2 separate regions of the Homo sapiens genome follow, and region 1 is linked to region 2. A link is a contact called in ENCODE Hi-C or POLR2A ChIA-PET data. All regions are on one chromosome and are shown on one strand. Each heading gives the region's core, a stretch centred on a gene start or an enhancer-like site at or near the end of the contact. The rest is flanking DNA. Distances are from core to core; before and after follow the strand shown. Region 1 overlaps NAALADL2 (N-acetylated alpha-linked acidic dipeptidase like 2). Region 2 overlaps NAALADL2 (N-acetylated alpha-linked acidic dipeptidase like 2).

The links. A loop is a pair of places that touch in the nucleus more often than their neighbours do. ChIA-PET counts read pairs that join two places held with the same protein, here RNA polymerase II (POLR2A). Pooled maps may share reads with other maps.
Region 1: a loop to region 2 is called in a map of PC-3, with 2.3 times the contacts of the local background. The contact joins two enhancer-like sites. A Hi-C loop is called at or near these places in 2 of 168 maps with a recorded cell type or tissue (PC-3 and mammary epithelial cell), 2 of 37 single-sample maps with no recorded cell type and 2 of 50 pooled maps. POLR2A ChIA-PET finds 5 or more read pairs at or near these places in 1 of 52 experiments (PC-9).

The regions. Positions count from the first base shown.
Region 1 is chr3:175,190,059-175,196,851 of GRCh38, reverse strand. The region is part of intron 2 of NAALADL2 (N-acetylated alpha-linked acidic dipeptidase like 2); the gene reads right to left. Among named protein-coding and RNA genes, the nearest start is that of NAALADL2-AS2, 78 kb to the left of the region's middle. Within about 2 kb of position 2,536, at least 3 of the 41 ENCODE cell types and tissues checked have a DNase peak (open chromatin) inside an H3K27ac peak, as active enhancers do; they include PC-3 and PC-9, where a contact is called at or near this core.
Region 2 is chr3:175,147,219-175,153,941 of GRCh38, reverse strand. The region is part of intron 2 of NAALADL2 (N-acetylated alpha-linked acidic dipeptidase like 2); the gene reads right to left. Among named protein-coding and RNA genes, the nearest start is that of NAALADL2-AS3, 35 kb to the right of the region's middle. Within about 2 kb of position 3,046, at least 4 of the 41 ENCODE cell types and tissues checked have a DNase peak (open chromatin) inside an H3K27ac peak, as active enhancers do; they include PC-3 and PC-9, where a contact is called at or near this core.

The DNA of each region.
Region 1 (6,793 bases), core at 1,287-3,786, 43 kb before region 2:
ACCCTAGATCGAGGGCTGCAGCTGTGATTGCTTTCAATTTCAAGACAAATGAATCCAGTGTAAGGATCATTGTTAAAAAGGAAAAGGAAATTTGTGAGGCCATTACTGCAGCTATGCCAGCAGGTGCAAAAACCTCGTACTTTTTGTGAAATACGTTTTTACCTCATACTAAAAATGCAACTTTTACGTGGGTGCAAGATTACTGTAAGAAAGGCATATCTATAGAATAATACAATTTGAGAAAATGCGAAGTCAATGTATAAAACTTAAAGCAAAAGGAAGGTGGATAGTCTAAAGCTGAAGAATTTAATGCCAGCTAAGGATGGTTTAATAATTTTAGAAAGAGATTTGACTTAAAAAATACCAACACAACAGGAGAAGCATTTTCTGCTGACCAAGAGACAACGGAAGAGCTTCCAGACATCACTAGGAAGATGCCTGGAGAAAGGATATCTTCCTAAAGAGGTTTTTAATGTGGATGAAAGTGCCCCATATGGAAAACAATGCTTACAAAGGACATTTACTAGTAAGGAACAGAGGTATGCACCAGGATTTAAGGCAGCAAGAAATAAGCTAACTATATGGTTTTGTGGAAATACAATCAGGTTTATGATCAGGACTTCCCTTCTCTATAAAGTTTCTAACCCCCAAAGCTTGAAGGAAAAGATAAACACCAGCTTTTGATTATATAAAAAAGATGGCCTGGACAATGAGAACCCCTTTTTCTGAATTGTTTCCATCAACACGTTGACTGTGAAGTCAGGAAGTACCTTGCCAGTAAGGGACAATCTTTTAAAGTTTATTTAATATTGAACACCACCCTTGGCTACCCAAACCCCATGGGCTTAATATCAAAGGCATTAAAATAATCTACTTGCCCCCAAATATAAGCTCTTTATTCAGTCTCTAGATCAGTGGGTCATAAGCATCTTTAAAGCTCATTACACATGATACTTAGTGGAAAGAACTGTCAATGCTATAGAAGAGAACTCTGATAGAGACATCATGAATGTCTGGAAGGATTATACCATTGAAGCATTGAAGATACTGTCATTGTTATTTTGAAAATCCATGAAAGCCTTCAGGCCCATAACAATAAATTCAACATGGAACAATAATTTATGCCTGTACAGGCTGATATATAAATGTCCTTCTGATAGATGATCTTTGAGCACAGACCTATAGACCTAACTCAAAATGCATATACGATCTGCTTCTTTTTTACCTCTTTGCATTCATCATCTTCAGACCCTCTTGCTATTCTTTAACAAATCACATATGTTCCCATCTCAGGGTATTGCCTGAAACACTTTTCAAATAGTTATTCCCATGGCTCATGCCCTCCCTTCCATTTATTCCTTTGGGTCTATATATCTACCTTTACATATCATCCTATATAAACATTTATTCAGCACCCCCTCCTCACCACCTGATCCATCTCAGGATGGCTGTTTTTCCATAACTTATTTTTTCATAACGTTTCATCATCCAACATATGATATATTAACTCATTGATTTGCTTATTGTCTCCCTTCTTCCACTAGAGTGTAAGTGTTGTAAAATCAGGGGATTGTTCTATTCATTGTCTCTTCCCCTAGCACTCCGAGCAATACCTGGCACACAGTAGGTTCTCCAAAATATATTTAAATGAATTTAAAAAGTGATTGGAAAGTAGACATTATTAGAGTCTCTTGCACTTTCAATTATCATCCAAATAAACTATCATTACTGGCATAAATGATAGTTCCATGTGGAATTAACCTGGTCATATGCATATTCATAAGAATTATATAGTCTTAGAGGAGGGAGAGAGAGAGAGAGAGAGAATTAAAAATTAAGTTAAAGTTCCACTTAGCTCAATAATTAAGGGAATAATACTACATTGATTAAATGGTGACTCCAGCCAAATTTAACTCTTACAAAATGGCATGACTCTTGTATAATTTTAAACTTCCCAAGAAATTTAAAAGTTTTCTTGGGGAAAAACTTCATTATTAAATGATTTGATACTCTTAGTATTATAACTAATTCAGAATTACAAGGATGTGGTTCCTTAAATAGAAAAAAATCTTAATAACTTGAACAAAACAAGATTCTTAAATGTATATATTAATACAAGAATGATATTGTGAATACACACCAACTGAGCCATAATTATTAATGCCATTAATTTTAAAAATACCTCATCTAAGCTGCATAATAAACTCCTGATCATTGAGGACTCCTCCTCTATAAAAGTTGACCCAATAACAACTCAGTATTTATAGAGGCAAATATGTTTTCATATATTCAAAAAGAGATTTTCACTTGGGTTTTTCTTACTACATTATATCTATGTTTCCATATAGCCTACCTTTCATTAAAATTGATGTGACAGATTGCTGTAATTTTCACATTGCTAAATACTTCTGTCAAGCCCCTTAAGGGATTTTCAGAATTTAGTTCTTAGATTGGGATGATTTCAAGGCTCTCCTTTTTGGTAGGGATGAGGTGAGCAACAGCTTGAAACTATGATTCATCTCTGTTTTAGTTTCTGTCAAATACTTGCAGGAAAAAGAAAATGACTAATCACCTACTAAAAATGGCAACAGATGCCATAAGCAAAATTTCATTCAACCTGTTAACTTTGGTTCCAATGTAAAAAATCATTTAATTAAAAGTCTTAGTTTGAAAATGATAGCATTTAAAAATATATACATATATAATAACATCTGCTTCTATAACATGAGGTATTAAATTTTAAGCACAATATTTTAACAAAATTGTTTACAATGACATTCTGCACTTCAGTTTTCACAAACCAACACACGTACATATCGGATATATTTTTCAGTTACTTGAAGATATACATGTAATTTCTATGCTCCAAGAAAGGGCTGCTAGCACTTTGCACACAAATTATCTATTTTCGTCTGTTAAAAGTCCTAATGGTATTATGTTTAGTCACATTAAGTTTCATGAAATAGCAACTAATGTTTTCACATATTTTTTCTATCTTTTGTATTCTAAATAAACTTTTGCTTAACGTCCAGTGCTTTTCTATCTGCTAAAAACAGAGCCAAAAAAACACCTGTTCTAGTTTGAAATTCAAAGTAGCATATTAATAAAATAGCAAAAGAACCAAAACTCCTCTAAACAAAGCAGTGAATAGTGGAGGTTTTTTGTTTTGTTTTTGTTTTTTGTTTTTTAATTAAGTACTTTTGGAGACTTTGCCTCTAATATTTGAAACAGGTAGAGGGGTATGGAATGGGGTAAGGATAGGGAGGGCTATGTTGTGAAAGAGAAGAGAGAAAAAGGTGAAGTTATTTCTTATCTCACCTCTATTTCATAAAAAGGGGGCCGTAACAGTATGTAATGAGTAAATGTCTGTGTAGGATATTCACAGAGACCATTTTTTGGCCTGAAAGTAGGCTAATTTTGGAATGGCTGCTTTTTTCTTCTTCCTGACCATTACACATGCATAAGGGCCCGTGTAGAGGAATAGTTGTGTTCTCCTTGAGATAAACCCTCTAAAATTAATACTTTCATATCTATCATTATATCTTCTACCTAAAGTAGTTCTGTGAGCACATGGGTCCCCATTTTACAATAAGAAAACCAAGGCTCAGAGAGTGTAAATAATTTGAAAAAAAAACACACAACTAGTAAGTGGTAGATCTGGAATCTATGTAGGGCTTCTAACATTTGATTTTGTTGCTGTTCTACCACATTTGCTTAAATAAGTATCCCTGACATTTTGTAGATTAAAAATATAAAGATTACAAAAGTCAGGCGACTTTCAAAACATCAACAATCTGAGTAGTATTCTTTTATCATTTCAAATCCAGTGATAAGTGTGTGAATTTGAAAAAGTCTCTTGGTCTATTTTAGCCTCATTTTGTATCTGAAAAAAAAAAGCATAAATCAGTTAATCTCCAAGGTCTATTTCAACTCTAAAATGTGCAGGGTTTTTTTTATCATATTGTGGCTACACGTAAAATTTTAAACTGATCAAAATCATTAGAGTTCAAAATTGCCTTGGATAACATTAAAAATTATCAATACATTCATAAAAGCATTATTTCAATAAACAAAACAACTACTGATTTGATGAGTATACATTGGATAGGAGCCAACGGAAATGGTTTCTAGATATATTTGGCTAACATCGTTGTTAGTCATCATTCAGAAATAATTTGAAAGTAGTGACTGTTGTCATAATTAAAATCCATGCCATAGATTTTTCCCACTGAGAAAATTAATTAACAATTTTCTACCTTTGGTAGCCAATCCATTTGAAACTCAGGAGGCAAATTAATGAATGCTCTCTACATTGTGAACCAAATTTTAGCTGCTAATCTAGAAAATGACAACACAAATACATTAAACAGACTTGTAGTAATTTATTAGAATGTGAAAAGGTAAAAACTGACCTTCTATGAAACTAATACGACAAACGGATTTATGAGTGAAATGGTAGAGCATATACTATTCATAGCATAAGAATTTTATTTTAAAAATCACTGCACTGAATCTTATAAAAATCTAAGACAGCAAGTTTATTTTTCTGATGGTAAAGGTGGAGTTTTGTTCAATAGTAAAACACTGCTTTGAAAACTAGCTTTACTTTATTTATAAATAACTATATGTTAGTTCTGAGATTTTTCCTCTAAAATTTGTCTTGCCACAAGATGAAGTACATCTTGCAACAATTTCCAGGAACACTCCAGTAAAGCCCAAAGTGTTTGATATTTGTTTTACCTATTTTAGGAATAATAAAAGGGAAATTAAAACATGCACACCTCAAATAAGTTTTATTCCCAAATAAATTAATCAATTATATAGCTAACTGCCACTTTCAGGCTTTATTTTTAGAATGGACCTTAAAATTATTTCATTTTGGGGAGAACAAATGTGTTTATTTGGGAGATCACTGATTATACAATAATGTAAAGTAAATCACTGTTGGAGAAGCTTTCCATGGGGATACTCTTAAACCTATTATTTTCTTAGAAATAGATAAGAACTGTCTTACTTGAAGATTTTAAGTGTGATCTAATTAGTTTTGTGTTTTCCACAAACTTCTTAAAGAAATCAGTGAGAATATTTGTTACACAAAACGTTTAGCCTTACACATTATCTCCCCAAAACTATGCTTGCTATAAAATAAAACCAAAATGCGTACATTATATCTTTTGGGGATCAAATAAACTTTATCGCTCAGCAAAGCCTCTCCTAATATCCTTGACAGAGTTAAGCTTCTCTTCTCTCTGCTTCCATCAAATATTTCTCACAAATATATCATTCAGGGGGTGCTTTCTGGGGTTAGTATTGTGGATACCACATGGAGACAAATCCCTGACATCATTTTTGACAACTGTCCCTCTGTTCTCTCCAATCTCCTCCTTCCAAAATTAGAACATTTCCTTGACCAGTATATCCTATGTTACCCTTTATACAAATATTGATCCAACTCTGCTCTACAATGAATTTGTGATGCCTTCCATAAAGGCTCAACACTTCTACCAATTCCTGATTACTTGACTATATTCAGTTTTTATTGCCTCAACTATTTGAATGTGCCTGAATTGGCTATAATATTTGGGATTTTTTAAAAAAATAATTTACATAAAGTATGCAACATGATATTAGGGGACACATATAAAGAGTGAAACGGTTACTACAGTGAAATAAATTAACATATTCATCATCTCACATAGTTAGCCCTCCCTCCTTTTTTGTGGCAAGAGCCCCTAAAATCTTCTCATATAGCAAAAATTCCAAATACAGTACAATGTTATTAACCATAGTTCTTGTGTTACACATTTAATTTCTAGACTCGTTCATTCTACGTATTGGTTACTTTTCTTTTTCTTTTTTTTTTTTTTTTTGAGACGGAGTCTCCCTCTGTCTGTTGCCCAGGCTGGAGTGCAGTGGCTCCATCTCGGCTCACTGCAAGCTCCGCCTCCCGGGTTCACGCCATTCTCCTGCCTCAGCCTCCCGAGTAGCTGGGACTACAGGCGCCCGCCACCACGCCCGGCTAATTTTTTTTGTATTTTTAGTAGAGACGGGGTTTCACCGTGTTAGCCAGGATGGTCTCGATCTCCTGACCTCGTGATCCACCTGCCTAGGCCTCCCAAAGTGCTGGGATTACAGGCGTGAGCCACCGCGCCCGGCCCATATTGGTTACTTTTCATCCTCTGACCCACATCTTTTTATTTTCTCCTGGTAACTGCCTCACTTCTGGTACCATATTGTTTTCCATAATGACCGCACCATCTACGTTGCCATCAAGAGTCCTCTTTTCTTCACACCCTTGCCAACATTTATTATCTCTTGACTTTTAGATAATAGACATCCTAACAGGTGTGAGTTGATATATCATGTGGTTTTGACTTGCATATCCCTGATAATTAATGATGCTAAGCACCTTTTCATTTACCTGATGGCCATTTTATGTTTTCCTTGTCTTTCATGTTCTTTGCCCATTTTTTTATTGGGTTATTTTTTTCTGATATTCAGTTGTGTAAGTTCTTTGTAAATGTTGATATTAACCCCTTAACAGAGATATGGTTTCCAAATGTCTTACCCAAATCTGTAGGTTGTTGCTTCATTCTGTTGTTTCCTTTGCTATACACAGATTAGTTTTACTTTGATGTAGTACTATTTAATTATTTTTGTTTCTGTAGTCTGAAGTTTTCATGTAATATATATATATATATATTGCCAAGGCCAATGTCAATGAGCTTTTCCCCTATGTACTCTTCCAGGAGTTTGATGGTTTCAGATCTTATGTTTAAGTCTTTTATCCATT
Region 2 (6,723 bases), core at 1,797-4,296:
GGTTTTAAAATTTTAATCAGTTAATAAAAGCTCCCTTCAGTGAACGACCTCTGAAAGCCAACCAATCAATGACAGTCTCACTCTTTGAAAGACAGGCAATCAGCAGTATACTCACTCTAGTGAAAAAGCTTCCAAGGCCTAAGTCAACCCACCCCTATTTCAGTAATCTACATGCCAATAAACTAAATGACACCAGGAGTTTGCCTTGCTCAGTCAGACTGGGCCAGACTAACATAGCTCTTCCTTACTTTACTTTTTCGATATCACATAATGAGTGGTGATCTCTTCTATCAATATAGCATAAAATTCTGTTTAAACTGTTTAAAACTTAAATTTACTTGAACCCTAAAATGTATTCATAATAGTAATTTGGGGTTTATAATGTGGGAAAAGTTAGATCAGTGCTGGCCCAGTGTCCCTACAGCAGAAAGGGACCCATGGACAAGGTTTCATATGTGAACTAAAAAACTGTATATGAAGAGCTGCATCCTTTAAGACCATGCACAGGGCAACCTCCAACTGAGACAGTGCAGTGTCCTTTCATGGAATCAAGCTGACCTTAACTGCTTGTGGGTAAGGTAGGCCTCACTGCATCACAGAACATCATTTGTTAGATGGGCAGTCCCATCTTCAACACTGACATGACATAGTACAGAAAAGCAACAGCAGCTGGAGACTGGGAGGAGCAGGCTTTTATCTCTCCCTCCATTTGGCTGGAAAGGCTAGACACCATTTGAAACATGTAAACCTTTAAGGTTTTGAGCAATTCAGCAAGAAAAATGTCAGAGGTAGATCTTTAAGAGGTAAGTTGTATACTTCCTGTTACTAAGACATACAGGTTCTCAAAGAATAAAAATATAAGAGAAAATAAGAAATATGAAAATATAAGAGATAGGTATGCATATCAATGTTAGAAGTTATTTACTACTTATGAATGTGTAATTTTTCTATTTTATAATAAAGTTTCATGGCTTCTCTGGGTACCTTCTATTGGGAACATATTTAGATACATTAGAATTTTTTTTTCTTTTTTTTGAGACAGAGTCTCACTCTGTCGCCCAGACTGGAGTGCAGTGGCATGATCTCAGCTCACTGCATCCTCTGCCTCCTGGGTTCAAGCAATTCTCCTGCCTCAGCCTCCTGAGTAGCCGGGATTACAGGTGCCTGCCACCAAGCCCAGCTAATTTTTTGTATTTTTAATAGAGACAGGGTTTCACCATGTTGGCCAGGCTGGTCTCGAACTCCTGACCTCAGGTGACTCACCTGCCTCGACATCCCAAAGTGCTGGGATTACTGGCATGAGCCACTGCTCCTAGACAATACATTAGAATTCTACATAATGTAGCAATTGTTAAATATCCATATTATATTTCCCCACCACTACCAGATCCTTGTTTCACTTCTGTATAATATTTTTGGTGTGCCAGTTCTCTTTAATCTTCCCTAGGAATTATGTACCCACATACATAAAAAAGTATAAATAATAGTATAAGCACCATTAGTATAAGTATCATAGTCCTAATTTTTCATGGACCATAGCAGAAGGAAACAATCAAAAGTTGTCTAACTTTTTATTCACAATATTTTGATGTTCATACTATAAAACAAGTTTGTATTAGGTTGATTTACCATGGGATGGCCTATTAGGGACAAGGGCAAATAACTAGATCTATGATCTCAGAAACACAACGGAATGTTGCTATTTTTCTTACAGAAAACTAGATCTCTTTATTATATTATGATCTCTTTATTACATTATTGTGCCAAATTTTCTTCTCAAAGTTTTGGTATTACTGTCGATAACATCCTACAATATAACCCTACTTATAAACCATTAATCAATGACGATCCAACTTATACAAGAAGACTACTTAGGCATTACCCAGTTGATAACAGCTATTAAAAATAAACACAAACTACAAAGAAGACATTACTTTTAATCTGTTAAATAGCAAAAAAGAATGGCATTACTATAGTAGACATTAACAGTTTTATTTTATGATAGAATAAGTTATAAAATACATTTGGTAATTACTATGTTCCCTTCACTGATGATGTATCTAGAAGGTAATAGGCACTCAAATAAATGTTAGCATTTACAATTTTTTGTTGTTGCTATGATTTATTCTTTTTATTGTTACTATTATTTAATCCATAGCCTTTGATGATATTTCATTCATTTAAAAAGTTCTATTTTTTACATAGGTTTTTAAATTTCCATAAAGTCGAGTAGTATGTATGCATGTGCGTGTATGTATGTATGATGGGTAGTCAAATCATTATTGGGTTTTTTGGTTGTTGTTGTTTGTTTGTTTGTTTCATTTTGCTATGATGCTCAGCTGAAGAGTTTGGAGACTCCTGGCCCACAGAGAGTCTGACCTACATTCACATTAAAGTAAGCTCATGACAGTTCACCCTTTAGAAAACAATTAAACTATTTGCTATGAATTAAAAGACAATTCCCAGTTTATACGATAATAAATCAGATGTTAATTGGATAAAAGTCACTACCAATAAAGCAAACCAGTATATCAGCCAGAACTGCTGAATGTAATCTGAGCAGACAGCAGTTCAGTGTAACCAACAGACCACGAGTGCCTAAGGTAGGCCGTCTATTCAGCCAGTTACATGTGGTTGCTCTGTGAATAAGAACTTGACAACTCATCCTGGCTTCCATAGCTGACTTCCCCAAGGTGCCTGCCTGCCCAGTTGTTGATCACATGATATGCGGTAAGTGAGAAAACAAGGTTGTAAATGCAGACACAGATCTCACAGTCTCTGGGACATCTCTTCTCTGATTCAAGACCAGAAGCTCAGTCTCATGGGTGGAGTGCCAGCCAAATAAAGTGCTCAGACTACAGGTGTGTCTTTTTATTTTGGTAAGTATGATTCATTGTTTAAACAAATTTTGAATTTCAATTCCATCCAGTAGAACAATCACTCTCCTTCAGCTACAACCCCCAGCACTAATTATAGGCTTATATTCACAGCCTTACTCATCATCTTTACCTGCATGGCCCTGAAGGCATTTGAATTCATAAGTCCTATGACTAATCCATAAACTACAGGAGGGCAGGCATTATGCCTATTTCATTCACTACTGCGTATTTGACACCTCCCAGAATACCTTTTATATTGTAGGCTATCATTAATGTTTGATGAAACAAAGAATGTATAAATCAATGAATGGTAGCTTTGTATTCAGAATTTCAGAGTGAGCAGCAGAAGGGAGGTAAAATTTGTACCTGAAAATGCCTACCCTGATAATCTTTATATCCCTTAAAAATGACCATTACTTGTTCCCATTAGTTATGACAAATGAATGCAAATTAAGGCAGGCTATTCGAACTGGCTATGCTACCAAGGTATAAATGTCAGTTTCTGGTTTCTGGAGGTAAACGTGATCAAACAACTATTTTTGTGGGTGCACTCACCATATAAGATATTGCTCCAAAAGACAAACAACATATAGATGCACTGGCACCTGTCATATCTTTTTTAATAATAATCTGTCTGAGACAGAAAAAAATGGAAAAGGGGAATTCTTAACAGCTGAGATAAACAAAGCTAAGAAAAAAAATTTAATGGTACAAAATCTGACAGTCTTATTTATGACTGGCTCCAGGATAGAGTGTGAAACCAAGAGAGGTACTGCTATCAAATTTTATTTGTAATAGGCTAGCCATGAATTTTTTGGCACCTACCTCAATGGCTTTTAAACAGAAAAACTGAGGCAACAAAACATTTGCATCTGATTCTTGATGCTCTTTTGAAACCTATTGTTATAAAACATAGAAAGATTCTTAATCTCACGATGTATATGATCTAGAAATTTCATCTGCAAAATTGAGAAAACATATGCTGCCAGGGAAGTATAAAATGATTGCCTCTTTCTAATACCTGAGGTAGTAGCATGATAATAACTGTGTAAGACAACTTCTCCTTCTCTCAAAATAATTATGGCTCTCTAGAATTCAGCACCTGTTGCTACCAGATGTTACTGTCAAACACGTAAGCAATGGGTTTGAGCATTGCACAAACCTGGCCCGCTTCCAAGAGTCTTTGTCTGAATACCTCAGCAGAAGCAGGTGGCTTTCTAGAGTCCAAGATTTTAAATACCATACCGCACTAATCCGGTTCTGTAAAGAGGAAATGGTTTTCTCTAATGATGAATTGAATCTGTTCAGGTTCAAGCCACCACTTTGGTGCTACTGATAGACATTTTTATAACTATGTTTTAAGTGGAAGGAACAAAAACTCTAAAATTTAATATCACTACTAAAAGTAGGAAAATAATTATAAACCAAAAGTGTGTCATGAATTATCCTCAAATATATGACATCCTGCTGTCATGGCAACTAACCAAAGGGTTTTGTATAAATAAGAAGAAAATATTATTTCTTAGAAAAAGACATAGCTAATGTTTTAGCTAGACTGTGGTAGGTTAGTTACACAATGTGGTATTTGATGTCTTCACATCAACATCTTGATTAGGAGATGTGAGTTTTAATAAACTGTTTAATACGATTAGGTGCAATTCCTAAAATTTGAGACTGTCTTTCCTTTTTGATGTTAAAATAGGCCTCAGTTTATGAAATAATGAATTGATCATAGTTTCATTTTTCTTATTTTAGTAAATTAAAAGTTGACAATCACAAACATATTTTGACAATTTAAATGTAAAATATCTATGCTTAACTGAACATTTTAAAACAGGTTTGTTTATCCAATTTATAATAGGCACAATGATAAAATAAAACTATCTAACCAAGGAGGTGAAATATGTCTGCAATGAGAACTACAAAACACTGCTGAAAGAAATCACAGATGACACACACAAAAAAGGAAAAACACTGTGGGCTCATGCATAGGAAAAATCAATATCATTAAAATGCTCATACTGCCCAAAGCAATCTATAGATTCAATGTTATTCCTATGAAACTAGAAATATTATTTTTCACAGAATTAGAAAAACATTTTCTAACATTCATATGGAACCAAAAAAGAGCCTGAATAGTCAAAGCAATCCTAAGTAAAAACAAACAAACTAAAAGCCAGATGTATCACGTTACCTGACTTCAAACTATTCTCTAAGGTTACAGCAAACAAAACAGAATGGTACTGGTACAAAAAGAGACACATAGACCAATGGAACCAAATACAGAACCCATAAATAAAACTGTACACTTATGGTCATCTGATCTTTGACAGAGTCAATAAAATAAGCAATGGGGAAAGGACTCCCGATTTAATAAATGGTGCTGAGATAGCTGTCTAGCCATATGCAGAAGAATGAAAGTGGACCCCTACCTTTCATCATAGCCAAAAACTAACTAACTAAGATGAATTAGAGATTAAATGTAAAACCCCAAACTATAAGAATCCTAGCAGAAAACCCAGGAAACACCACTGTGGACTTGGGCGTTGGGAAAAAATTTATGACCAAGTCCTCCAAAGTAACTGCATCAAAAACAAAAATTGAGAAAATTGACCTAATTAAACTAAAGAGCTTTTGCACAGCAAAAGAAACTATCAACAAAATCAACAGACAACCTACCTAATTGAAGAAAATAGTCACAAATTAAGTATCCCACAAAGATCTAATATCCAGAGTCTATAAAGAACTTTCAACAGCAAAAAACCAATAACCCCATTAAAAAGTAGGCAAAAAATGAGCAGACACTTCTCAAAATAAGACATACAAGCAGACAACAAAAATGTTTAAAAAGTCAAATTACTAATCACCAGAGAAACGCAAATCAAAACCACAATGAGATAGCATTTCATACCAGTCAGAATGGCTATTATTATTATTTTATTATTATTATTATTATTATTATTATTATTATCATTATCATTATTATTATTTTGAGACAGAGTTTTGCTCTTGTTGCCCAGGCTGGAGTGCAATGGCCCAGTCTCGGCTCACTGCAACTTCTGCCTCCTGGGTTCAAGCGATTCTATTGTCTCAGCCTCCCATATAGCTGGGATTACAGGCGTCCATCACTATGCCTGGCTAATTTTTGTATTTTTAGAAGAGACGAGGTTTCACCATGTTGGTCAGGCTTGTCTCGAACTCCTGACCTCAGGCTTTCCACCTGCCTTGACTTCCCAAAGTGCTGGGATTACAGGCGTGAGCCAACACGCCTGGCCGAAAATGGGTATTATTAAAAAGTCAAGAAACAACAGATGCTGACGAGGCTGCAGAGAAAAGGGAATGTTTACACGCTGTTGGTGGTAATATAAATTAGTTTAGCCACTGTGGAAAGCAGTTTGAAGATTTCTCAAAGAACATAAAACAGAACTATCATTCAACCGAGTAATCCCATTATTGAGTATATACCCCCCCCAAAAATAAACTGTTCTACCAAAAAGACATATGCACTCACATGTTCATTGCAGCACTATTCACAATAGCAAAAACATATCATCAACCTAGGTGCCCATCCGTGGTAGACTGGATGAAGAAAATGTGGTACATAATATGTCATGGAATACTACACAGCCACAAAAAAGAACAAAACCATGTTCTGTGTAGCAACCTGGATGCAGCTGGAGGCCATTATCATAAGTGAATTAATCCAGGAACAGAAAACCAAATACGGCATGTTCTCACTTATAAGTGAGAGCTAAATATTGGGTATGGATGGATGCAAAGATGGCAACAATAGACACTGGGGAGTGCTAGAACGGGGAGCAAAGGAGGATGGCAAGATTTGAAA